Regions from separate parts of the Mus musculus genome. Here all the other regions are linked to region 3. Evidence: chromatin loops called from intact Hi-C (ENCODE). Cell type or tissue: heart. All regions are shown on one strand.

Evidence for each region. A loop is a pair of places that touch in the nucleus more often than their neighbours do. Peaks named below come from ENCODE experiments on the same cell type or tissue, not always from the same donor. Only the 100,000 strongest peaks of a DNase experiment are listed, where the experiment ranks them.
Region 1: it touches region 3 in a loop (2.9-fold over the local background); 5 of 42 quality-filtered maps call a loop at or near these places.
Region 2: it touches region 3 in a loop (3-fold over the local background); 13 of 42 quality-filtered maps call a loop at or near these places.

The regions. Positions count from the first base shown.
Region 1 is chr7:127,224,856-127,232,855 of GRCm38, reverse strand. Gm4532 (predicted gene 4532) reads left to right here. Exons shown (of 1, transcript NR_030674.1): 1 at 1-438. It also overlaps a transcript of Septin1 not described here. Among named protein-coding and RNA genes, the nearest start is that of Zfp553, 4.2 kb to the left of the region's middle. In heart, a CTCF peak has its summit at 3,746 (motif pointing right); a DNase peak (open chromatin) is centred at 3,775; H3K4me3 peaks cover 3,138 bases; H3K27ac peaks cover 3,565 bases.
Region 2 is chr7:127,180,958-127,188,957 of GRCm38, reverse strand. No RefSeq gene overlaps it. Among named protein-coding and RNA genes, the nearest start is that of Cd2bp2, 11 kb to the left of the region's middle. In heart, CTCF peaks have their summits at 3,133 (motif pointing right) and 4,929 (motif pointing left); a DNase peak (open chromatin) is centred at 4,867.
Region 3 is chr7:127,113,569-127,121,568 of GRCm38, reverse strand. The region is part of intron 1 of Qprt (quinolinate phosphoribosyltransferase); the gene reads left to right. Among named protein-coding and RNA genes, the nearest start is that of Qprt, 4.5 kb to the left of the region's middle. In heart, a CTCF peak has its summit at 3,327; a DNase peak (open chromatin) is centred at 3,568; H3K4me3 peaks cover 1,007 bases; H3K27ac peaks cover 1,285 bases; H3K27me3 peaks cover 1,151 bases.

The DNA of each region.
Region 1 (8,000 bases), 110 kb before region 3:
TACCAGAGACAAAGAGATGTAGAAACAGATAAGAACCGTCAAGTCACCCTAATGGAATCAGGGGCCCTAAGAGGCGGAGAGCCTGGAGAGAAACGGGCGGGAGACAGAACAAAGGACGACAGGCGGAGACAAAGGTAGAAAAACAAAGAAAGGCTTTGCAAAGGCCAAGCCCAGGGAGGGACTGAAGAATAAACCCTGCCTCCATCTTGCTGGAGTCACGTTCCAAAGGATCCAGGCCCTAGAAGCATAACCCCGGCATCTTATGTTGTAGGCAGGTTTTCCTTTATAGAGGTGAGTACCCAGAGGCTTCCGTCCTGCCACTAAAGCGAGTGCTAACGGGGTTTTTATTAATTCGTTATGTTTTAGCAGTACATAATGTTATTTGTATTATATTAGATTTGTCAATAAAGCAGAAGTTAGAGATAAAGTTAAACCATGCATCGTCTGTCCCTTGAGTGCGGTCAGTTTTTGTGGGGTTTTTTGTTTTGTTTTTTCGAGACCGGGTTTCTCTGTATAGCCCTGGCTGTCCTGGAACTCACTTTGTAGACCAGGCTGGCCTCAAACTCAGAAATCCACCTGCCTCTGCCTCCCGAGTGCTGGGATTAAAGGCGTGCGCCACCACGCCCGGCTAGAGTGCGGTCAGTTTTTTTAAAAAAAATCATACAAGGCGTGGAGAACTGGGCCAGTGGCATGCCTCAGTGGGAAAAGGGGATTGTCCGCAAGCTTGACAACCTGAGTTCTCTCCAGGGAACCTGTGTGGTGGAAAGGAGAGTGCACGTTGTCCTGTGACCTCCACATGCACTGGTGCAATGTGCCCCCCAAATTTTAAAAATTCTAACTAACTTAAAAAAAAAAATTGGTTGGTCCTGTTAATCCCAAAGCAGGGAGGAGAAAGACCACTGACCCAAATTATCATGCCCAATTAAAGCAAGCTTTGTTACTCTTCTACACGAGATGCCTGCCCCTAAGATGGATTCAAAGGTCAGTATTGAACTAGGGAAAAATAAGGGTTTTATAGCTCGAGGGGGTTGGGGGGGTCCAAACTGGGGATTTGGCAGGCAAATAGGTGGAGTTACAGAGCAGAACAGTTACAAGGCGTTCATAACAACAGGTGGTTACAGTGATCTTTTGAGACAAATGTAGGCTTGCAAGATGGCTGTAACTTTTTGGAACAAGGACGTGGTTGCTGTTTTCTGGAACATTCTGTATGGTACTATTTGTAGTTGAGGTCACAGGTGGGACATGTGTTAGGAGCTGCCCACATTCCAGAACCAGGTGTGCCCTCACCTGCCTTCAGCAATCCAGCCCCAGCAGCTATATCATCACCAGCTGCCATACCCTTTATAAAGCCCATGCCATCAATGGTTCGTTCTCTCTCTCTCTCTCTCTCTCTCTCTCTCTCTCTCTCTCTCTCTCTCTCCTGCTCTGAATCAGCCTTTTGTGCCCCCCCAATAAATCTCTTAACATTTATTGCATTATTATAGGTCAATTGTGTGGTGTGTTCTCTGCAAATTCCTTGGCCCCAGCCACCAAGGTCAACTTTCGATACAAACCCGCCCTAACATGAATATCCTGGTGCCTGCTTTCCCCTTTTGGGGGTTAAAGCCACTCTGGGACCCTACCCACCAGTTCTACCTGCAACAGACCCACCTGGCCCACTGATGGCTTGATAAATGCTCCCCCTTGGTTGGTGTAAATGCTTCACCAGATCTCTGGTGTTCTTGGAGGCAGAAGTTCCCACCGGGCTTTGGACCCTATCCCTTTGGGTTAGGCTTTATTTCTGAGCTCTGTTTCTGCCTTTTGGGTTCCCTCAAAGGCCCTGGTACCAGTCTCCTCAGGGTTTTAACCCTTGTCCCACATTCAGCTGTGCCTTCCAGTTCAGCCTTCCCTGGATCCTGGTGACACTGATCTTCAGGCCTAGGACCTCTTCCTCTTCCTCACCCATGGGAATAGCTTTTTGTACCTCCTGGCTCCCTTTGGGATGCTTCTTGCAGAACACCCGACCCCTCTTTACCTGGCATCTGAACTGAAGGACTCCAAACGTATTGGCTTTTGCAATCAAATTTGGCCTCAGTATCCCTTAGTCAGTCCAAATGTGGCCAACTAGTGGCATCCTAGATCTTAGTCTACACTGCCAGCAATCGAGGGGAGTGGAAAAGAGATTCTCTCCCTATTTCTCTGTTCTCTGCTCCAAGCTCAGTTCGTTTTTGTCTAGTTTTCCCAACACTGTGTAAATGTCCCGTCTCTAAATTACAGTTGTTGGGTCTGTAGTCTGACTCTTCAGCTGTTGCTTCCCTCCCTGCTGTGCCCACCTTGTGGGCTCCGCTCTCTGGCTCCCACAGCCTGCTATGACTCTAGCCTGCTACGCTCACATGGACATCGCCCTTTTCCATTCTGCTCAGAGCTACCTGCTCGCTCTTTATGCCTTCCTAGTCCTAGATTTTGCAGGTTTCCTTGCTTTATGTAGGAGCCTGCCTGCTTAGTCCTGCAGCGTCTCCACACCCTTGTGGCTTCTGTGACATTGGAACCCTCCCTTGCTGGAGTTCCTACTTGTTTCTTTCTCCCTTAACTTTAACCAGTCTACTTCTGGTCTATACCATAAATGCCTCTCTCGAACCTGGAGCCTGCTATGCCCTTGGGCGCTCACCATTGGGCAACAACCTTCCCTCAGCTCTGGCCTGCTGCATCCATCTGGATCTTTCTACTGATGTACTAGTCCCCTTTCCCCCTGCACTCTAGGCTATCTCTCCTTCCAGCCTGTAGTCCCTCAGCTTCGGCTCTCTGCTTCCTCTTGGAGCTATAGGAACACCCCACCCCCACACAGAGAAGCCCTGTCTCACAATAACAAGCAAAAGGATTTCAGGCAGACTGGCTTCCAGACTCCATCCTTACGCCAGTGCTCTAGACCACAGATCCTTAGGCACTTAGTTGGTTCTGAGGCCAGGCGGTTGGTCTTACTCCTGGCATCCAGAGTCTCCAAAGGCCTGACTTGGGACTCTTTAACCACGGCAAATCCTGAGCCAATTCAGTTGAATCCCCAAGCTCTAATGACAGATTTGGAATTGGGTGTGATCGAAGTTTGAAATTTTTCAAACTGTTACCCTAGACGGTGAAGATGGTTCCCCAGGTAAAGGGCCTGCTGCTTAAACATTATGGCCTGAGTTTAGGCCCCCAGCAACCATGTTAAACCTGTAGCAGTCGCACATCTATAGCCCAAGTGTTGGGAGAGAGAGCAGGCAGCTGCCAGATGCTGGAGGCTCAACTGACCAGGCAGCCTAATGAAAACCGCATTCTCCTGTTCAGGGAGAGACCCTGTCTCAAAACGTAAGGTAAGCATGATTAGAGGAAGGAGCCGGAGTGATGGCTCAGCATTCTCCCAAAGGACCTGGGGTTCAAGTCCCAGCATCCACTTGGCAGCCACAACTGTAACTCCAGTTCCATAGGATCTCTGACAGCCTTGTGTAGGCATACATGCAGGCAAAACACCAATGCAGGGTTAAAAAAAAAATGAGGAAGACATCCACGTTTATTTGTGGCTTCATTATGTATCTGCACTGTGGTTTGGTCATGTACCTGCACAGGTGAGTGCACACAAACACATAGAAAAAAAAATACCATTCAGCCCAAAGCATTTGGTAGGAGATGTAGATAATACAGCAAACAGGAACACTTTCACCATAAAAATGCATCATTGTGGGCAACAAGATGAGCCAAGTCAGACAACCTGAATTTGGTCCCTGAGACTCCCACATGGTGGCAGCAGAGAGCTGGTTCTGACAAGTTGTCCTCCTGTGCTGTTCCCCTACCACCACCACCTCCTCCCCAACTTCCATACTTGGGATAGACAGTAGTGGTACATGCCCTTAATCTCAGAAGACAGAGGCAGGTGGAGCTCTTAGTCCAAGGCCATAGAAGGAGTTCCATGCCAGCCAGGGCTACAGAGAGAAACCCTGTCTCCAAAAACAAAACCCAAAACTAAAAAAAACAAAAGAGCACTGACTGCTCTTCTGAGTTAAAGTCCCTGCAACCACGTGGTGGCTCACAACCATCTGTAATGGGATCTGATGCCCTCTTCTGGCGTGTCTAAAGAGAGCAATGGTGTACTCATATACATGAGTGGCGCACGCCTTTAATTCCAGCACTTGGGAGGCAGAGGCAGGCAGATTTCTGAGTTTGAGGCCAGCCTGGTCTAGAAAGTGAGTTCCAGGACAGCCAGGGCTATACAGAGAAACTCTGTCTCAGAAAAAAAAAAAAAAAAAGTTGAGTAGTGGTGGAGCACACTTTAATCCTAGCACTTGGGAGTCAGAGGCACGTAGATCTCTAAGCCTGGTCTACACAAAGAAACTCTATCTAAATAAACAAAAAATAAAACAACCAAAAACCCATAAATACCTATGTATAGACAAAGGAGAAAAATCTAGAATAATACAATTAGAGTAGTGTTATATTGATACAATATATTAGATTAATACCTGATAGTATGTGTATAAATGGGCCAGTTTCCTAATGGTGTGTTGTACATATTTCATTGGTTGATTCTCTCACATACTCATCATCTCCTCTCCTAACGCTCTGACCCCCTGTTGACTCCAGAACCCTCCTCCTCTTCAATAGCTCCTGTATTCTATTGGTCTTCCACCCTCTGACTTTATAGAAATGATTTTATTTATCTTAGATTTATTAGACAGGGTCTCTCTATAAAGCCCTGGCTGTCCTGGAACTCATGCTATAGACTAGGCTGGCTTTGAACTCACAGAGATCCACCTGCCTCTCCCTTCCAAGTGCTGGGATTAAAGGTGTGCACCACCTTGTCAGGTGAAAATATATTGCTGTTGTTGTTATTTAATTAATTGGGTATATGTGCATCTCTGCGAGGTTTGTGCACATGAATACCACAGAGGCCAGGAGAGAGTGAGGGATCTTCTGGAGCTAGAATTACAGGCAGTTGTAAGCCACTCTACGTGAGTGCTTAGAACCAAACATGGGCCTCTACAGGAACAGCCAGTGTTCCTAATGGCCGAGCCACCTCTCCCACCCCCAGCCCTTCCCTTAAAGCCATTTCCCCTCATCTCATGGATCATTTCCTACTTCCTTGGCCTTTATTCATTCATCCAGATAAACACATTTAACAATTAGAAGCTAGGATCTGCTAGGAGAGAGCAAGTGCTGTTTGTCTTTCTGAGTCTGGCTTGCCTCAGTAATGTAATGTCTTCAGTTCTAACCCTCGTTCCCAAAACTTTCATAGTTTCATTTTTCTTTAGAGCTGAATAAAACTCCATGGTGTATAAGCCCCACCTTCCCATTGTCCTCCACTGTCTGATCTCATTCCCCAGCATGGAGAGAGCAGGTATCCCCACGGCTGGATTTTGTCTTCTCAGAATGCAGCCATGGGTGGTGCAGCTGGGTCATAGGGTGGTTCTAGATTCTTGTTCTTGTATATTTTGAGACAGGGTCTCTATGACATACATACATAGAGTTGTTCCGCCTGGACCTTGGTATACAGACCAGGCTAATCTAGAATTCGTAGAGATCTACAAGGCTTCCTAATGCTATGACTAAAGCCATTGGTTACCACACATGCTATTTTTAGTGTTTTTTGTTTTTGTTTTTTTACGGGAGTGTTTTGCTTGTATATACATCTGTGTACCACTGATATGCCTGGTGCTCTCAGAAGCCAACACTAGACTCCCTACGATCAGAGTTAGTGATGGTTGTGTGTCACTAGGTAGGTGCTGGGAACTGAATTTGAGTCCCCTGCAAGAGCAGCAAGTGCTCTTACCCACTGAACTATCTCTCCAGCCTCTATTTTTAGTTTTTATGAGAAATCTCTACACTGATTTCCATAGTGGCTATACCAGGTCACACCAGTAACAAATACAAGTTCTCCCTTTCCCACCATCTCCCCAGAATTTGCTGCTATGTTTTCTTGATGATAATCATTCTGACTGGGGTAAGATGAAATCTTTCAGTTTAATTTATTGGTGTGTGTGTGTGTGTATGTGTGTGTGCTCGCGTGAGGGGTTGCACTCCAGTGGCCTGCAGCATACAACAAGTGTCTTTCTCTCTCCAGCCCTCATTTTCCTCCTTCCTTCCTTCCTTCCTTCCTTCCTTCCTTCCTTCCTTTCCTTCTTTCTTTCTTTCTTTCTTTCTTTCTTTCTTTCTTTCTTTCTTTCTTTCTTTCTTTCTTTCTTTCTTTCTGTCTTTATTGTTTTTCGAGACAGGGTTTCTCTGTATAGCTCTGGCTGTCCTGGAACTCACTTTGTAGACCAGGCTGGCCTCGAACTCAGAAATCCGCCTGCCTCTGCCTCCCAAGTGCTGGGACTAAAGGCATGTGCCACCACCACACCCGGCTGTCTAGTTTTCTTTTGAGGCAGGGTCTCACTATATAGCTGTCCTGGAACTCACTGTGTAGACCAGTCTGACCACAAACTCCCAGAGATCTGCCTGGGTCCCTGGGGAGAGCACCTGGTGCTCTTAACCTCTGACCCATCTCTTCAGTCTCTTGATTTATTTTATTTTATTTTATTTTTTGAGACAGTATTGCTATGTAGCCTCAGCTAGTCTGTATTCACGATGTATCCTAGGCTGGCCTCGAATTTTGGGCAATCCCCTGCCTCAACCTGCCCAGTGTTGAGATTACAGGTGCAAGACACTACAACCAGCTGCATTTTGCTTTTTGAAACTATTAAATCCCCCGTTGAGAAAAAAGAGACACATTTATATAAAAGATAGATGGGATTTGGAAATCAGCTGGACATATTCATGGAGGGTGAGAGGGAAAAGAGTTTACATTGCTTTCTTTACTTCTCTCCCTCTCTAATTTAATTTAGGACAGGTCTCAACAGGTAGCTCAGGCTGGCCTGCAACTTGAAATCCCCTGGGCTCAGCATCCCCAGTCTAGGATTACTCACAAGTACAGAAATCCATAGCCTGTCCCTTTCCTTTTCTGTCTCCCCTTTCCTCGCTTCCCTCTCAGTGCCAGGAAGAGAATCCAGGGCGTCACACTTCACACTCCAACCCCCACAAGTCTGCTCTGTGTGATAAGAAATGAAGGGGAGGAGGCAGTGTCATGTAATAGGATGGAACCATCCCTTTCTTTTCCTTGTGTCTAAGCATGGCTTCTCTGCCAACACTGTCATCATGGTGCTACAAGTGATGATCATGGCGGTCTCTCTCTCTCCTCAACAGCTAGGATGCCAACTTAGCTCACACTGGGCCATCAGGGGCTCGTGCAGAAGAGCCGGTCCTCGCTTTAGCTGACACCCCACTGTGTGGCTGAGCCTGGGAGAGGATGAGCGGCCTCTCCTGTAAACTCATATCACACCCTAGGCACTGTTCTGAGCGCTGCATGTGTGCACTAACCTATATCCTACCATCTTCATTAAGTGTGGTATTCTTTTGTTTTGTTTCCAATGAAAGAGTAATAAACTCAATGCTCCAAGGTATGCTAATCATAAAGCAGATAGCGACATACCTTCCTCCACCCACCCGCTTCCTGGGTTCAAAGAGTGTTCATTCAAAGAAAGTCACCCTGACCCACCCTGACCATTACCTTAACCTGCAATGTAAATGTGCTATTGTTAGGGGCTCTTAGAAACTGTCTTGAAAGTTAACAATTACCAGTTATTCCTTGTGACACCTGTGACTTTGTACTTCCTTGTGACTCTTAACTGGTATTTTTGGTATTTTCCAACAACGCCCTTCCCACCTCCTTGAGTTGTGGTTTTTTCCTTTAAATACCCCCTTACTCAGCTACTGGGGCGCCACGGTCCTCTACCCCTGCGTGGTGTATGACCGTGGGCCTGAGAGCGCTCTTGAATAAAAATCCTCTTGCAATTTGCAATAAGACCGTTTCTTGTGGGTGATTTTGGGGTGTCGCCTCTCCTGAGTCAAAACGTGGGGGAGTCCTCACATTGTGGGTCTTTCACCAAGATAGGGTTTCTCTATGTAGCCTCCGATGTCCTGAAACTCATTCTATAGACCAGGTTGACCTTGAATTT
Region 2 (8,000 bases), 67 kb before region 3:
TCATTTCTGAACTCCCCCTGGAGGACAGGCTGTCCTTGGTCCTTTTGGGGATCAAGGTTATGGTGTTAAACAGGGTTTCAGCAACCCCAGGCCACCACCAATACTTTGGGGCCCTATATACAGTCTACCTACACTCAGCTAATTCCAGCTACTGCCGGCCTCTCCCTACCAAGTCTCTGTTCTTCAGGGGCTTGTCAGGCCTAGACTATCTCTAAGGTAGGACTCCAGCTGCCATACTGCAGGTGCTGGGGCTGTAGAAGCCAGCAGCCTGGGGGTTGCCCCGGGGGATGCCTTGAGCAGTTTCTGTTTTCCTGTTCTGATGCGATCAGTCTTGCTCTGACTTTCCGGTTCCCACCCTCTCCTCTGCCGGCCTCTGCCCTGCAGTTTGCAGTGGCTTCAGGATCCCTGGCTCCAGTGTCCTGCTCTGAGCACATTTATTTCTGCCGCTCCATGCTTGCCAAGTAGCTGAGTTTCTCACCCAGTCCACACTGTCCTTGTTCCGAGTATCAAGCCATCGTTTGGCAAGGAAGACTGGCATTGAGGCATCCCTACACATATTAGTCCCAACTCTTTATTTAATACCGAATTTGCCCATTGTGCTGAGGAAGCAGATGAGATGCGGAGCGGAGCACTGAGGTGAAGCCGCAAGCCCGGTGCCCCTCAGCCTGTGAGTGTTCAAGGACCTCAGTCACTCTGCCTGTCCCTAAAGATTAGTCACGAGATTCAGTGATTTTTTTTTTTAATATTTATTTACTTACTTACTTACTTACTTATTCTATGTAAGTACACTGTAGCTGTCTTCAGACACTCCAGAAGAGGGCATCAGATTTTGTTACGGATGGTTGTGAGCCACCATGTGGTTGCTGGGATTTGAACTCGGGACCTTTGGAAGAGCAGTTGGCGCTCTTAACCGTTGAGCCATCTCACCAGCCTGTGATTTTTTTTTTCTTTATATTTTTGCCCATTTTTTAAAAGCTGTAGTTGGGACTGGCGACATATGCTTATAATCCAGGTGCTCAGATTGAAGCAAGAGGAGGCTCATGAGTTCAAGTCTGGACTGGGGTGTAGCATGAGAGACATGGCTGTGTCTCAAATTAACTATAATTCTTAGAATTAGGTTATCTTCCTCTCACTGAGATATGAGAGACATTTTTATATCCCAGACACAAGGCATGGTCAGATGCTGCTGTTAAGTGTTCTCAGGCAGTAACTTCTCTTTCCTCTTCTTTTCTGAGACAAGTTTATGTCTCCTAGACTGGGCTCCAGCTTGCGTTCCTCTTAGGTCCATCTTCAGATACCGAGTTTACAGGCGTGTGTTATTACACTCAGTTTATGTGGTACTGAGGTACTCAGGGCTCTATGGATGCTGGGGAAACACTTTGCTGTAACACACCCCAGCCCGCTCCTGGAACTTACAGAGATCTGCCTGGCTCTGAGTGCTGGGATTTAAGCGTGCACCCTGCAGTTTCTTTTCAGGTTTAAAAACCAGTACCTCAGCTGGGTGTGGTGGCGCACGCCTTTAATCCCAGCACTCGGGAGGCAGAGGTAGGCGGATTTCTGAGTTCGAGGCCAGCCTGGTCTACAAAGTGAGTGCCAGGACAGCCAGGGCTACACAGAGAAACCCTGTCTCGAAAAACCCAAAAAAAAAAAAAAAAAAAAAAAACAAAACCAGTACCTCCTGTTTTGATTCATGTCTGTCCCTCTCAGCCCCAACCTGATTCTTCCCCTGCTGGGAAGCCCAGGACCTTCAGCATACTGAGGCAACAGGCAAGCTGCACCTGCAACCCTGTCCAATTTCTACCATCACATGGTGCTTGAGAATAGGAGGTGTAGCCAGGCGTGGTGGCGCACACTTTTAATCCCAGCACTTGGGAGGCAGAGGCAGGCAGATTTCTGAGTTCGAGGCCAGCCTGGTCTACAAAGTGAGTTCCAAGACAGCCAAGGCTACACAGAAAAACCCTGTCTCAAAAAACAAAACAAAAAAGAGAATAGGAGGTGTCAGGGGCTGGAGAGTTGGTGCAATGGTTAGAGCCCTGGATGACCTTAGAGAGGGTCTGAGTTCAATTCCTGCACTCACATACAGGTTCACAGCCATCCATAACTTTGGCTCTGGGCACAAGTAACCTGGCCTCCCCAGGCAGCAGGCATACATGTACAACACAGACATACGTTACAGACAAAGCACACACACACACAAAGTAAAAGAGAGAGAGTGGGGGCGCCATCTGAGCAACAGGTTACTAGGTGATTGCTTTTTCCATTTATACAGTTGCTATGCCAACAGTATAGGGTGTTACTGCACAGACCTAAATAGTGTATAACCTGTTACACAGCTGCCGGCTGGATCCTGGGCTGTAGCCCTGTGTATGTGAGTGACTCAATGTCATGGACAAGGGTAAGGGTGTGGGAATATTTATCCCTAAACATAGAGCAGGACCAGTAAAGAGGCCAGGCAAGCTCCTAGAGAAACATGAATGACCTCCAGGACATTTTCAGGACAGTCCGAGACAAAGCCCACTCTTTAGGCTGTGTCTCTCCACAGGCGAACTCGCCCTCTGCATGGATTGACCCAGACAAGCTGGTGACAAGGCAGTTTCAGTCACAGTCACTCCCGTGCTTTTTGTTGTTGTTTTCCCATTTATTTATTTATTTATTGAGACATGCTTTTTCTGTGTGGCCCTGGCTGTCCTGAAACTTGCCCTGTAGACCAAGCAGGCCTCAGACTCAGAGATCCACCTGCCTCTACCTCTTAAGTGCTGGATTAAAGGCCTGCAAATCTATGCCTGGCATTTGTTACTGTTTTGGTTGGTTGGGTGTTTGTTTGTTTGTTTGTTTGTTTTTGAGACAAGGTTTCACTAGCCTTGGTTGACCTAGAACTTGCTGTGTAAACCAGGCTGGCCTTGAACTCACAGAGATTCACCTGCCTCCTTTTGAGTGCTGAGATTAAAGGTGTAAGTTACCAGGCTTGACCTGTCAAGTTTGTTGTTACTTTAAAATGTAATCTTCCGTGTTCAACCCTGTCCCCAAGTTGTATCCTCAGTCAGTGACAGCTGACATGGGCTTGGAGGAATCCTTGGGTTTCCCACTGACATCTCTGAAGTTCTCTCTGGAGGTCAGCAGGGGGCTCTATTCTCTGTGAATACTCATGCAGTGTATGCTAGAGACAGATGGAGGGAGCAAGGCAGTTTTGGGAGACTGGATGTGACCACTATGGTAGACTTGGCTGGAGCCCCTCTGCCACCGACTCTTCTGGGTCCATCTAGATGCGGAGCTTTTGACCCCCTCCCTCCTGGGGGTATGAAGTCTGTGGAGTGGACTATAGGCCCTGGAGATACAGCCAACTGTGAACTGCCATGTAAGTTCTAGGCATCCAACTTGGGTCCTCTGTAAGAACAAGAACTCTTAACCACTGAGCCAACTCTCTTGACAGGATTGTTCCAGAAATTTCCCTAGTGCTCATGTATGTAGACCTATTAATGTGCACTTAGACACATCTGTACACTTTTCACGCACATCTGTTCTGGTGATGAGGAGAAATGTCACCCTCTTAGTAGTTGGAGCGTAGGACCTGCAGGGTGCTTCCTGAGGGAATGACAGGGTAACTGAAGAAAGGGGGTGGATCTAGGGGTTGCTTGGGCCAATAGTTATGCAGCAAGAGGCATAGACCTATTTCAGTTTCTCTGTTGTTTGAGACATGGCTGGCTTCCATTACAGGCAGGTGTCATCCTTTCAGCCTAAATCAGGAAATTCAACCCCCCACCACCACCCCCCTTTTACCAGTGTTACACATGGAACTCAAGGCCTTGTTCATGATCCGACCTTAGCTAGAATATTATCATCTATCAACAAAAAAGTCTATTTGAGGAAGATGACAAGAATGAAGGGGTTTTCCATGGTGTCTGCTCCTTCCTCCCCCCCCCCCCCCCCCCGGTTAACTAGAGAAGTCCTTTGTTCAGGAAGTATTAATAACATAAAATACTAGCATTGGGTTATTTTTTCACATTTTTTGAGATTACAATACAATTACATCATTTCTCCTTTTTGTTTCCTCTCTCCAAATTCCCCCACATACCCTCCCCTTGCTCTCTTTCAAATTCATGGCTGTGTTTTCCTGTAATTCTTGTTATGTATATAACAGATATTCCTAAATACATAAATATAACCCACTCAGTCTGTACACATTACTTGTGTGTATGTTTTCAAGGCTGACCATTTGGGACTGGATAACCAGTTGTGCTCTACCCAGGGTAAGGCTGTTGCTCTGCTCTCTGCATCCTTACTGTTCTTTGTCTAGGGTTGAGGTCTCCTGAGCGCTCCTTCATCCACATTAGCATGTCTGTTGGTGTCCTTGTTCAGATCAGGTTTAGGAAGTCATTTAGAGGAGGAAGGCAAAATAACAATCTAAAAAAGGTCATAAGGAACCAGCCTATTAAGTGCCCAGCTAGGGGCTGGAGAGATGGCTTTCCCAGGACATTCCAAGCCTGATTCATTTTAGGAGCTGTGAATTGGAGATGTTTTCCTCCAGAAGTCCCTTCTTCCTAATCCCCCATGGCTGGCTCCCTTTCTCTGTCAGGTCTCACCTTCTCAGGTCAGCCTATGAGAAAGAGCATTTCCTATCAGCCCCAGTGCTCTACGGTGTCTGCAGCATAAGCTTGTTTAGAATTTGTCTCAGGAGAAGTCAGTTTAGAGACTCACCAGCCCAGGTCTAAGTTCATCCCACAGGGGAGAATGTCCACAGGACAGTTGTCCAGGATATGAGTGAGAATTCTGGGAAAGAAACTGTGTCCGCAAAGACCGACTAACTGATTAGAACTGCTGTGGTTGCAGCTGTATAGCACCGGCTGCGCTTCCTGTGGACTTTGGCTTGATTTCCAGCACCATCAGGCACAGCAGTACATAGCACATTAGGTCCAGGAGATCTGATGCCTCCTGCTGGCCTCCTCAGGCACGGCACATACGTGGTGCATGTTCATACAAGCAGGCAAAACACCCATACACATAAAATTTGGAGGGGAAAAAAAGTAGCACATATCTTTAGTTCCAGAACTCAGAAAGCAGAGGCAGGCAGGTATCTGTGAGTTTGAGTCTTGTCTGCATAGTGAGTTCCAATACATACAGGTACACTTGCTGGTTTGGGGGGTGGGGATGGGGGGTTGGAAGGGCTGCAGCAAGGTGAAAAGATGAGATTTGTTTTGTTTGTTTTGTTTTGTTTGAGACAGGGTTTCTCATTCACTCTGTAGAGCAGGCTAGCCTCGAACTCAGAAATCCACCTGCCTCCCAAGTGCTGGGATTAAAGGCGTGCGCCACCACTGCCTGGTGAGAGATGGAATCTTTAGCGCCTTAAACAGTGACCTTTGCCCAACTCTGTACCAGACTAACATCCTGCGACTAATAGATAAAAACCTTGGGTATCTATTAACTCAGAACACCAACGTCCACAAACCCAAAAGCTAAGAATGGCATCAGATAGCGTCTAGGGCTTCCCCCTTCTGTAACTGCCTCTTTGATGTTTCCACCCATGCATTTTAAACTTGCTTGGATTTGACTTTCTTTGACATGTCACTATAAATGCCACGAATCTGCTTCCATTGGGGACCTGGAACTTGAGGTAATCTAGTCCCATGTTCCTCCAGCCACACTCACTCAATCAAATTCAGCTGTCGAAAAACTATCATTTACTCTCCTAGAGGTGAGAGCTATGTTTTTTTTTTTCTTCTTCTTCTTCTTCTTCTGAAGACATGAAGAAAACTTGCTTCCAGTGTCCAGGACGGATGAAGAGCTGGGCCTATGGATCAGTAGTCCCAGACGCAGGCCTCAGGAGTGGCAGACAGGCAGGAAAAGGGGAGGTTGTTCATGCTCTTTCTTGGGTTAGGTGGAGGAGTTCCAGTCGGGAGGAATGCCACCTTCCAATCCTCTGATGGTCTGGAGGTCCGGCCATGTGGCTGGTAAGTGCCTTTATCCTTGAAGGCCAAAGAGAGCAGACACTTACTGGGCAAGTCTAGGTCACGTTCCAGACAGGACACTGCTCAGGGATCAACAGGTCTAAAGCTGAAGAGAATCCGACCTAAAGACAAAGGCAATGAAAGAGACAGACCTGTTACTTAGACAGAGAGGCCAAGTCTGTTCATCTCTTCCACTTCACAGCAAGGAAGCATTTCTAGTAAAAGTAGCCTTCAGATCCCTGGAAACTGCTTCAGATCCCTGGAAACCGACCCAGGCCACTGTTGGCACCACAGGCCACAGCAGGGATTGTCACTACAACAACGCTAATAAGCTGATTAGGTATTGCCTGGCTCTGCGATGTCCAAAATTAGTACTTAAAAATTACTTTTAGACTTGTTTACCTTATTTTTATATGTATGGGAGCTTTGCCAGAATATGTGTACATGCGCCACATGCATGTCTGGTACTTGTGAGGTCAGAAGAAGGGGTCAGATGCCCTGAAACTAGAGTTATGGATGGTTGTGAGCCATCATGTGGGTGCTGGGATTTGAACCAGAGTCTTCTACAAGAGCAGTGGTTACAATAAGATGGGAGAAGCTTTTACACTGAGCCCAGCTACTTCAGTTGGTGGAGCAAGAGTCTCTTAATCTCAGGGTCATGGGTTCAAGCCCCATGTTGGGTACCATTTATAGAAGTTTGGTCTGGTTCTTCCAGCCCCATGCTCCCAGAAATAAGACTCAGATTCAAAATATATTTACAAATACCTTGGTGATATAGCTAGGCTTTTCTCTGACTAGATCATAACTTAAAAGAACCCACTTATTTTAACCTGCATTCTGCATGTGGCTGGTTACCTGTGCTCAGGTACCATGTGTCTGTCTCATCAAATCTTGGTTGACTCTTCTGTACCTGGCTCTGTCCCAGAATTTTTTTTAAATTTTTTTTAAAGATTTATTTATTATATGTAAGTACACTGTAGCTGTTTTCAGACACACTAGAAGAGGTCACCAGATCTCATTACAGATGGTTGTGAGCTACCACGTGGTTGCTGGGATTTAAACTCAGGATCTTCAGAAGAAGCAGTCAGTGCTCTTAACCCCTGAGCCAGCTCTCTGTTGTTGTCTTCAGATGCACCAGAAGAGGGCGTCAGATCTCATTACTCAGGACCTTTGGAAGAGCAGTCAGTGCTCTTAACCACTGAGCCATCTCTCCAGCCCCTCACCCCCCCCCCCCCGCCTCTCAGATGTCCTTTAATTCTATCCTTTTCTATAGCCCATAGAGTTTGATTTTTAATTTTTTTCAATTTATTTTATGTATGAGTACACTGTAACTGTATTTAGACACACCAGAGAAGGGCATTGGATCCCATTACAGATGATTGTGAGCCATGTGGGTACTGGGAATTGAACTCAGCACCTCTGGAAGAGCAGTCAGTGCCCTTAACTGCTGAGCCATCTCCCTACCCCCAACCATGTTTTTAATTGACAAATGATGCACCCATACAATATGCACAGTACTCTCTCTCCATCATCTCTCCATCATCTCTCCTGCTCTCCCACCCCCTAATTAGTGATTCTTAAGTCATCTGAAATAAAGTGAAACTGGAGATTTATTTAGTAACAAGATCATCTTCCCTCCTCCTCGTCACCCCCCCCCCCTTTCTTTTTTTTCCTGACACAGGATTTCTCTGTAGCCCTCACTGTCCTGGAACTGGCTCAGTAGACCAGACTGGCCTTGAACTCACAGAGCTCTCTTCCTCTCTGGAGTTGGGATTAAAGGCATGCACCACCACCACACAGCCAGTTTCTTCGTTTTTGACTTGATAACTCACACCAGTCTCCCTTCTGAAGCCAGTCTCAGGAAACTGGAGGTTGAGCATAGAGCCAAGGACTACTGAGAGTGCTTCCTCAGGCTTGGTTGTGCATCTGTGACTCTGAGAGTGCTTCCTCAGGCTTGGGTGTGCATCTGTGACTCTGAGAGTGCTTTCTCAGGCTTGGGTGTGTATCTGTGAATGTGTGTATTTTTGTTTATGTCAACTCTGTCACCAGCTGTTTCCT
Region 3 (8,000 bases):
CTCAGGCCGCAGAGTCTGGCTTGGGACTCACAGCACCTGCTTGAGCCTAGAGTGCATCAAGGACAGGCTGCAGGGCCATCGGAAGACTTCTACAGCCTCACAGCCTCTTTTTCTTGCAGTAGCATTGGGTCTGGGGTGTAGCTCAGTGGTCGACACTTGCGCAGCATGCTTAAGACCTTCCACCCTAGTAGGTTTGCCGCTCTTATTTAAATCTTTTGTGTTTCCCTTTCCTCCCTGGGGCCTCCTCCCCCATCCTCCCCACTTTCCTGCCGGTTTGCATGCAACTCCTCTGGCCTGCCTGTGGAGCCTGCTCTGGATTTGTAGGTCTGGCTAGAATCTGGGGAGTTGCCTGTGCTGATCGGGCTGGCCTCAAACTTACCGAAATTTGCCGCCGGCCGCCTGCCAAGTGCTGGGATCAAACCCGTGTGTTCTGCCTGGTCTGCCTTTCCCTCCTAACATTAACACTGCCCTGGATTTGAGGCCAGGGGATTCACAGCTGTGGGAACCCTGGGAAGTTACCCAGAAGGATTCTAGGTTTCTGCATCTGGAAGATGCTTCAGGGTGGTAGGGAAACTCAACCACCTTTGCAAGTGTCCCGGTTCCTGAGTTCTTTACTGAGGAACTGTGGGTGGGTGTTCAGGGAGGGCATGGATGCCCAACATGAATATGAAATTCTGAGAAAATAGCCATGGATTCCCTTTTCTGAGAAAGGGGGTTCAATAATGGCATTTTTCATCCAACCCGGGTTTCTGAATTTTTAAACTTATTATTGTATGTGAGTGCATGGTGGTGGGGGTGTCAGGTGTCACAGTGTGGAGGTCAGAGGACATCTTTTCAGAGGTTGTTCTCTTCTTCTTTCCACCTTTGTACGTCTCTGGGGATGGAGCTTGGGGCCTCCTGAACTGTCTTTCCCCTCTGATTATTCATTTAGTTTTGAGACAGGTCCTCACTGTGGAGCCCTAGCTGGGCTGGAACACTCAGCAATCTTCCTGCCTATGCCTCCCGGGTGCCGAGATTAAAGGGGTGTGCCTGGTTTTGTTTATTCCTAAGACAGAGTATTTTTTTAATATTTTAAATTCTGTTTATGCATGGCAGGAGTTATGCACACATGTGTGGGGTTGCCAGATGCCATAGGCATTGGGTCTCCCTACAGTTACAGGCGGTTGTGAGCCACCTGATGTGTGTGCTAGGAACAGAACTTGGATCTTCTGCAAGAACAGTGTGGACTTAACCTTTGAGCCTCAGTGATATGCAGGGCCACATCTCCAGGGTCTTGATTCACAGCCCAACATGGCTTGCAACTCATGTAGCTCAGAGTGACCTTGAACTTACGATGAGCCCCAGCCTCCCAAGTGCTGACATTACTGGTGTGTGATCCACCACAGGCTCCAGACCCAAATTCTTAATAAGAATAAATTAAAAACCTCACATACTCAAGGATGGGGTCTCGAGAGAGGGCTCAGTGGGTAAAGTACCAGCCTTACCAGCATGAGTTCAGATTCCCCAGGACTCACACAAAAGTTAGCCTGCAATGCTCACACTCGGTGTGTTGAAGAGGCGGAGGGGTGGGAGTTGTAGGCAGATCCTGAGTTGAGCTCAGGAATGATAGAAAAACACAGTAGACATTAGCCAGGTGTGAGTTTGAGGCCAGCCTGGTCTACATAGTGAGTTTCAAGAGGATCAGAGCTACACACTGAGGTCTTGTCTTGAAAAAGAAAAGCACACTGGTCATTAGTCTCTGGCCTCTATACACAGGCTCAAATGTGTGTGCGTGCACACACGTGCACATACACACTCACACACACTCCCCTCATGGACATCTCTGTGGCCTCCCAAGCACAGAGCTTAGAGGGGACCCCAGAGTCACCTACATAAAATCCCATTTCTGACACTTGACAGCTATGCCACCTAGACCCCATACTTCACCTTGCTGTGCTCAGCTTTCTTGTTGGTAAATTAAAAATAGTGTCTTTCCCAGAGGATTGTGGGATTAAACACCTTCACAAAGGGCTGGTAGCCAGAAACAGGGTAGAGAGGGAGCCTTCAACTTTGTCCCTGTTCTTTGTTGTTTGAGTCAGGATTTCTCTGGGTAGCCATGGCTATCCTAGAACTCACTCTGTAGATCAGGCTGACCTTGAACTCCGAGCTCCACTTCTGGAACCCTGACTCTCCATGTTTGGCGAGTCAGACTCTCTTCCTGTTTCTTCATGAGCTGGAGATGGAGGTTCCTCCCACTCACCCTATTGGCCTCTCGGAGCCAATGCTCACATCGCAGGACTCACCTCCCAGCATCTGGTCCTTTCTCTTTTGCTTCCCTCTGCCCTTAAGGTTCTGGTCCACACTGCTGCCTCAAGCATGTGACATCTGATGTTTGACTCTGGCTCAGGCAGAAGGCTGGCGAGGACCAGTGACCTGCATAACATAAGCCAGGACACGGTAGACAAGGAAAGGGCTCGACACCCAGGCTGGGGAGTCAGGGAAACAAAGGGTCAGCCAGTCTAGAGTGCCACAGAAGTCCCTGGGAGCCAGTAGACACAGTGGGCATACTGGGCAAGGACTGAGCCCTGGAGCTGTGACCTTGATGTGACCTTTAGAAGCACACCCTGTTGTCACAGTTCACTCTGGTTCACCGCCTCTCGCCAAAGCTCTTTCAATAGCTTCCTAACCAAGAACCCTAGACACGGTTTAAATGTATACATGTGTGCAGGCAAGCATGCGCCATAGAGTGGAGGTCAGAGGGCAACTTCCTGGAGTCAGTTCTCTCCTTCCACCACGTGGGTTCTGGGAATAAACTAAGTCATCAGACTTGAAGGCAAGTGACTTTGCACACTGAGCCGGCTCACTGGCCCCTAAATATTAAAACCGCAATCTTCATTGTTTTTATCCTCTGACTTCCAATCAAAATTCTATAGTGACTCTATAGAGCCTGGCTCTGCCTGGCTCTGCCTGGCTCTTTTCACTACGCATCTTTTTCTCTCTTTCCTTTCTCTCTTTCCTTTCTCAGAACCTGAACCACATTTGCCAGTATCCACCACATCTCCAGGGTGCCTGCAGCCTCTCTCTACCATTGAGCAGTCTCTCTGGAGGAGGTCTAACTTGTGTTCAGAGCCAGCCCTTTGCAGCCTCTCCTTCGCCCTCACACTCTCAGCAAATCATCCCCCCGCCACCCCTCCAAGTGTGTGCGCCGCTCCAGCCCTCGGTCATAGGGGGTCTCTACTGGGTCCTATTTGGAAGTCATTTCTGTTCCCTAGGAAATGAGGGTATTTGGAAAGGACGCATCAGGGAGGAGCTGTGTTGACTAGCCTCTATCTCCACCTGCTGTTTGTCCAATGAATCAACAAAGAAAGCCGAGGGAAGAGCTGAGCTGGGAGACAGACTCCTGAGCCCTGACACTGGTGGCTAGGCTGGACTCAGATGTGAGTGTCCCTCTGCCTCACAACAGGCAGTCCTGTGACTCCTGTGACAATCACCTTCAGAGAGCCCAAGGGAACATGGGCGGAGTCAGGATAGCAGTCCAGATGTTTCTGACTCATACCTCCCACCATTCTCATTAGGCCAGGAGCCAGCCCGGCTTTATGACCGAGCCTGAACTTCCCAGTAGTGTGGACTTACCCTATTTTTCTTACCCAGTATCAGACTGAAGTTACCCTAAGGAGATGTTTGCTTGTGCCTTCTCTTTGGCTGAGACATTACTGAACTAATGGTCTCCAAAACTTTAGAATTTCCTGGGAACCTCATGCTGAAGCCCAGGGGCAGCCAGCTGGGGAGGGTGTGTCCAGTAGGAGGCTACACACAGGCTACTGGTCACACCGCCTTGTCAGAGGAGCGCTAGGATGGGCAGAAGCATCCCTGGTCAGGACGGCTTAGTTTATTCATGCTTCTTGCCCTGTATCTAATCTAGACCTCAGGTGAAGATCCCAGTGATGGCTCAGGCAGGCCTTGAATTTGAAATTCTCCTGTCCCAGTGTCTTTTGTAGTTAAAGTTACAGGCTCATACCACCACTCCTGAAACACTTTTTTTTTCTTTTTTTAGGATTTATTTATTTATTTTATGTATATGGGTACACTGTAGTTGTCTTCAGACACACCAGAAGAGGGCGTCAGATCACATTGCAGGTGGTTGTGAGCCACCATGTGGTTGTTGGGAATTGAACTCAAGACCTTTGGAAGAGCAGTCAGTGCTCCTAACCACTGAGCCATCTCTCCAGCCCCCAAACACCTTTTTTTGTTGTTCATTTAAAACAAAAATTTAAAGAAAAGGTCTCATTTGACCAAGGCTGGCTTCAAACCATCTATTTTGCTAAGGGTGACCTTGAACTTCTGATCCTTGTCTCCATCTCCAAATGCTGGAATTACAGGTGTGCGGGAGATGGCACCCAGGGCTTCCTGCATGCCAGGTAAGCACTCCAGCAGATTAGCTATATATCATGGCTGCCAAGCCAATTTTATCAGAGTTTTATTCTCCCCCAGATAAAAAGGTATCCCGTGGGGCCCAAGAGAGGGCTCAGCCATTAAGATCATTGGCTGCTCTTCCAGAGGTCCTGAGTTCAATTTCCTGCAACCACTTGGTGGCTCACAATGATCTGTAATGGATCCAATGCCCTCTTCTGGCGTCTGAAGACAGCAACAGTGTACTCATATACATAAAATAAACAAATAAATCTTTTTTTTTTTAATAAAATAAGGTCTCCCATGAGAGATCAGGTTTACCGCCACGTGAGATTATCCTCTCCACAGTCCAGGTGCCTAGGAGAAACTTCTCCACAGATGACGTGGCAAGGGCTCTAGTCAGTGGCGGCTGACAGCTGTCCCCCCCAGGCAGCTCACTGCACCAGCCGGGTTCCTCCTCCGCCTGCAGCTCAGTGAAGCTTCCCGCTGCAGTTAGTGCCTTCCAGGGGCAGCTGCTGGTTAGTAAAGGCTGCTTATTCAGAACCTGCTCTCAGAGATCCCTTTTGTTGGACATGTTAGCCGGTGGGCCTTAAAGAACACCAGAGGTGTTTGTTTATTCCCTCAAGTGGAAACAGTGTGAACAGTGTGCCCTACACCAGGCAACCAGGGTAGCTTGTCTTGGAGACGTCTGTGTCGGGGAAGTCTGGGGGCTGAAGCAGCTGGGTTGTCCTGAAAGTCCTCACTGTGGAGAGGAAGAACAGTCAAGCTGCAAGCCTCACCACTCTAGCTCTGCGCTTGAGGAAGCTTCCCTTTCCATTTCCAGCCAAGGTTTTCCATCTATAAATACTGTGTGTATCGTGAGGGACTGTGGGTAATGACTGTTGTGCACCATGGGAGACTGTGGGCAATGACTGCTGTGCACCATGGGGGACTGTGGGTAACAACTTCTGTGTACTGTAGGGACTGTAGGTAGGATCTATGACAGCACACAACCAGCGCCCTGGTATGGCAGGCCCAAGTGTGTGGTGGCCATCGATCTTCCCTGACTGAGAAGCTCTGCTAGCAATTAGATTCACGCTCCTCCTTCCACATGGTACCCGACTCCCCTGCTGGGGCCCAGGGACCAACATTTGCACAGATCTCCACTACTTCTGCTGTTCAAGAAAGTTCACAGAGACTGGGGAGACAGCTCAAGAGTTAGAGCTCTGCTGCAAAGGACTGAGGTTCGGGCTCTAGCACCCACACAGTGGCTCGCCATCATCTGTGACTCCGGTTCCAGGGGCTCCAACAACTTCTGGTCTTCAAGGGTACACATGTAGTGAATACATATACGGACGTGAAACACTCATACACAAAAAATAAGTAAATCTAAAAAAATTGGAACAAGAAATTTGTTTTGGTTCCCAGCCATTGTATTCTTCCAACCCTGAGCAATAGAAGAACTAGAAAAATCTTTTGTTCTAATATTCACAGCGCAGCTCCCTAACCGTCTGAATTTCCCGGCACGAGGACAGTCTTTTGGGAGGGGTTGACAGAGAGAAGCTGAAAACTCATTGTTCTCAGATCCTGAAGAATGAGTTAATAACCCATCAGGTGTGTGTGTGTGTGTGTGTGTGTGTGTGTGTGTGTGTTGTGTGTGTGTGTGTGTGTGTGTGTGAGAGAGAGAGAGAGAGAGAGAGAGGAAGCCACTTTCAAAAATCCCTGTGGTTGCCAGGCGGTGGTACACCTGAAGGCAGAGGCAGGCGGATCTGATCTATGAGTTCAAGGCTGGCCTAGTCTGTGGAGCAAGTTTCAGGACAGCCAGGGCTACATAGATAGACCCTGTCTCACCCCTCCACACACCAAATTCCTGAAGTAAGGCTGAGGGTGAAGCTTATTGGTGGGGTGCTTACCTGGCAAGTGAAAGGCCTTGGGAGGCGGATTCTTTCACACGCGCACACACACACCACCACTTACACACACACACCCACAGCACCGTTTCTTTCTTGCCAGGTACTGGCTTCAAGCTCTCTGTCTATGCCTGAGCCTCCGGAGTCCTCGGGCTACTGCGGAGTGCCACCTCTTCTGGGGTTTCTTGACTTAACTTCTGAGTGCTGTCGTCTTGAGGCTCAGTTAGGGGCACGGTTGTAGTGTGGCTGGAGAATGGCTTGTGTCATTGGTCAGAGCACGGCTTCCTGTTTATGTATGAACACAAGTCAATGAGTTTTAGCAACTCCCCTGAGTCCCAGGCATGCTTGGCTCAGGCTCGGCTTCCAGCATCCACTACTTTGACCTTATCAATTTGCTTTTCCTGGCATTTTATATCAGTGGGATCAGATGATGTCATACCACACAAACTAGTGTCTTAATTTTTTTAAAAAAATATTTCTTATATTTTGAAACCAATGTCTCGCTACATAGCCCTGACTACCCCTGAGCTTACTGTGCAGACTCAAACTCACTCAAACTCCTGCCTCTGTCTCCTGAGTACTGAAAAGCATGTGTCACTATATCTAGCTAATTTTTTAATTTTAAAAATTGTATGTATGTATATATGTATGTATGTTTGTATCTACCTACCTACCTATTTGGGGGTGTAACGCAGAGGATGGGAGTGGCTTTTCTCCTTCCATCATGTGACTTCCAGGGATGGACTCAGGTGGGTAAGCTCGGTGGCACGTGCCTCTTCCTAATGAGCTAATGGTATGTGCCATCGTGCCCAGCTGCCTCAAACTTTTGATCCTCCTTTCTTGGTTTCCCAAATGTGTGGTCTAAGCTACCGCTTTAGACATTAAGCCTTGGTTTTAAGCATTGTCTCTTTGGGGTGTGCCCTGGCTGCGATCAGGACGGTAGCTACACTCAAGCTCTGCCGCTCCAGCCGCCTCCTCCTTTTGAGGCAGGGTCTCACTGTTTGCTCTGGTTGGCCTCGAACTCACAGAGCCTCGAACTCACCAGCCTCTGCCTCCTTCCCAAGTGCTGGGATTGAAGCCATGAGCCGACGTGCCCAGCCTTGCTTCGTTTTTGTCTTTCATTCCTGTTTATCAGCATATGTTAGTTGTACAAAACAGAGTTTCATACATGACTGCATTGTACTTTGGTCTTCAGCCCATCACCCTCATGCCTCTAGCCCCGCCCTCCATCTTCCCCTCAGAGAACTCCCTCCTACGTTTATGGCTTCTTTCAGTCTACAGTCCACAAGTGTGTTTGCCTTAACATGATTTCCAGGTCTAACCACTTTCCTGCAAGTGGTACACTTTCGTTTTTCTTGGAGGCTAAAGCTTCCCTATGCAATACACCACGTTTTCTTCATCTGCCCTTCTGTTAATGCGCACTGGGGCTGAGTCCATGACTTGGCAGGACATGAATATGCAATGAGCACACGTTCAACCCTCACCCCTCTGAGTCTGAGAGCTGAGCCCAGCCAGGATCTGCAGCAGACTTCAAGTACTGCATCACCCAGATACATCCGGGTTCTTGCTGCAGCTGCTGCTGCATTTTAACATTTTAACATGTTCTCTCTCTCTCTCTCTCTCTCTCTCTCTCTCTCTCTCGTGTGTGTGTGTGTGTGTGTGTGTGTGTGTGTGTGTGTGTGTGTGTGCCATCTCTGGTTCTGAGCACTCTTCTTCACATAG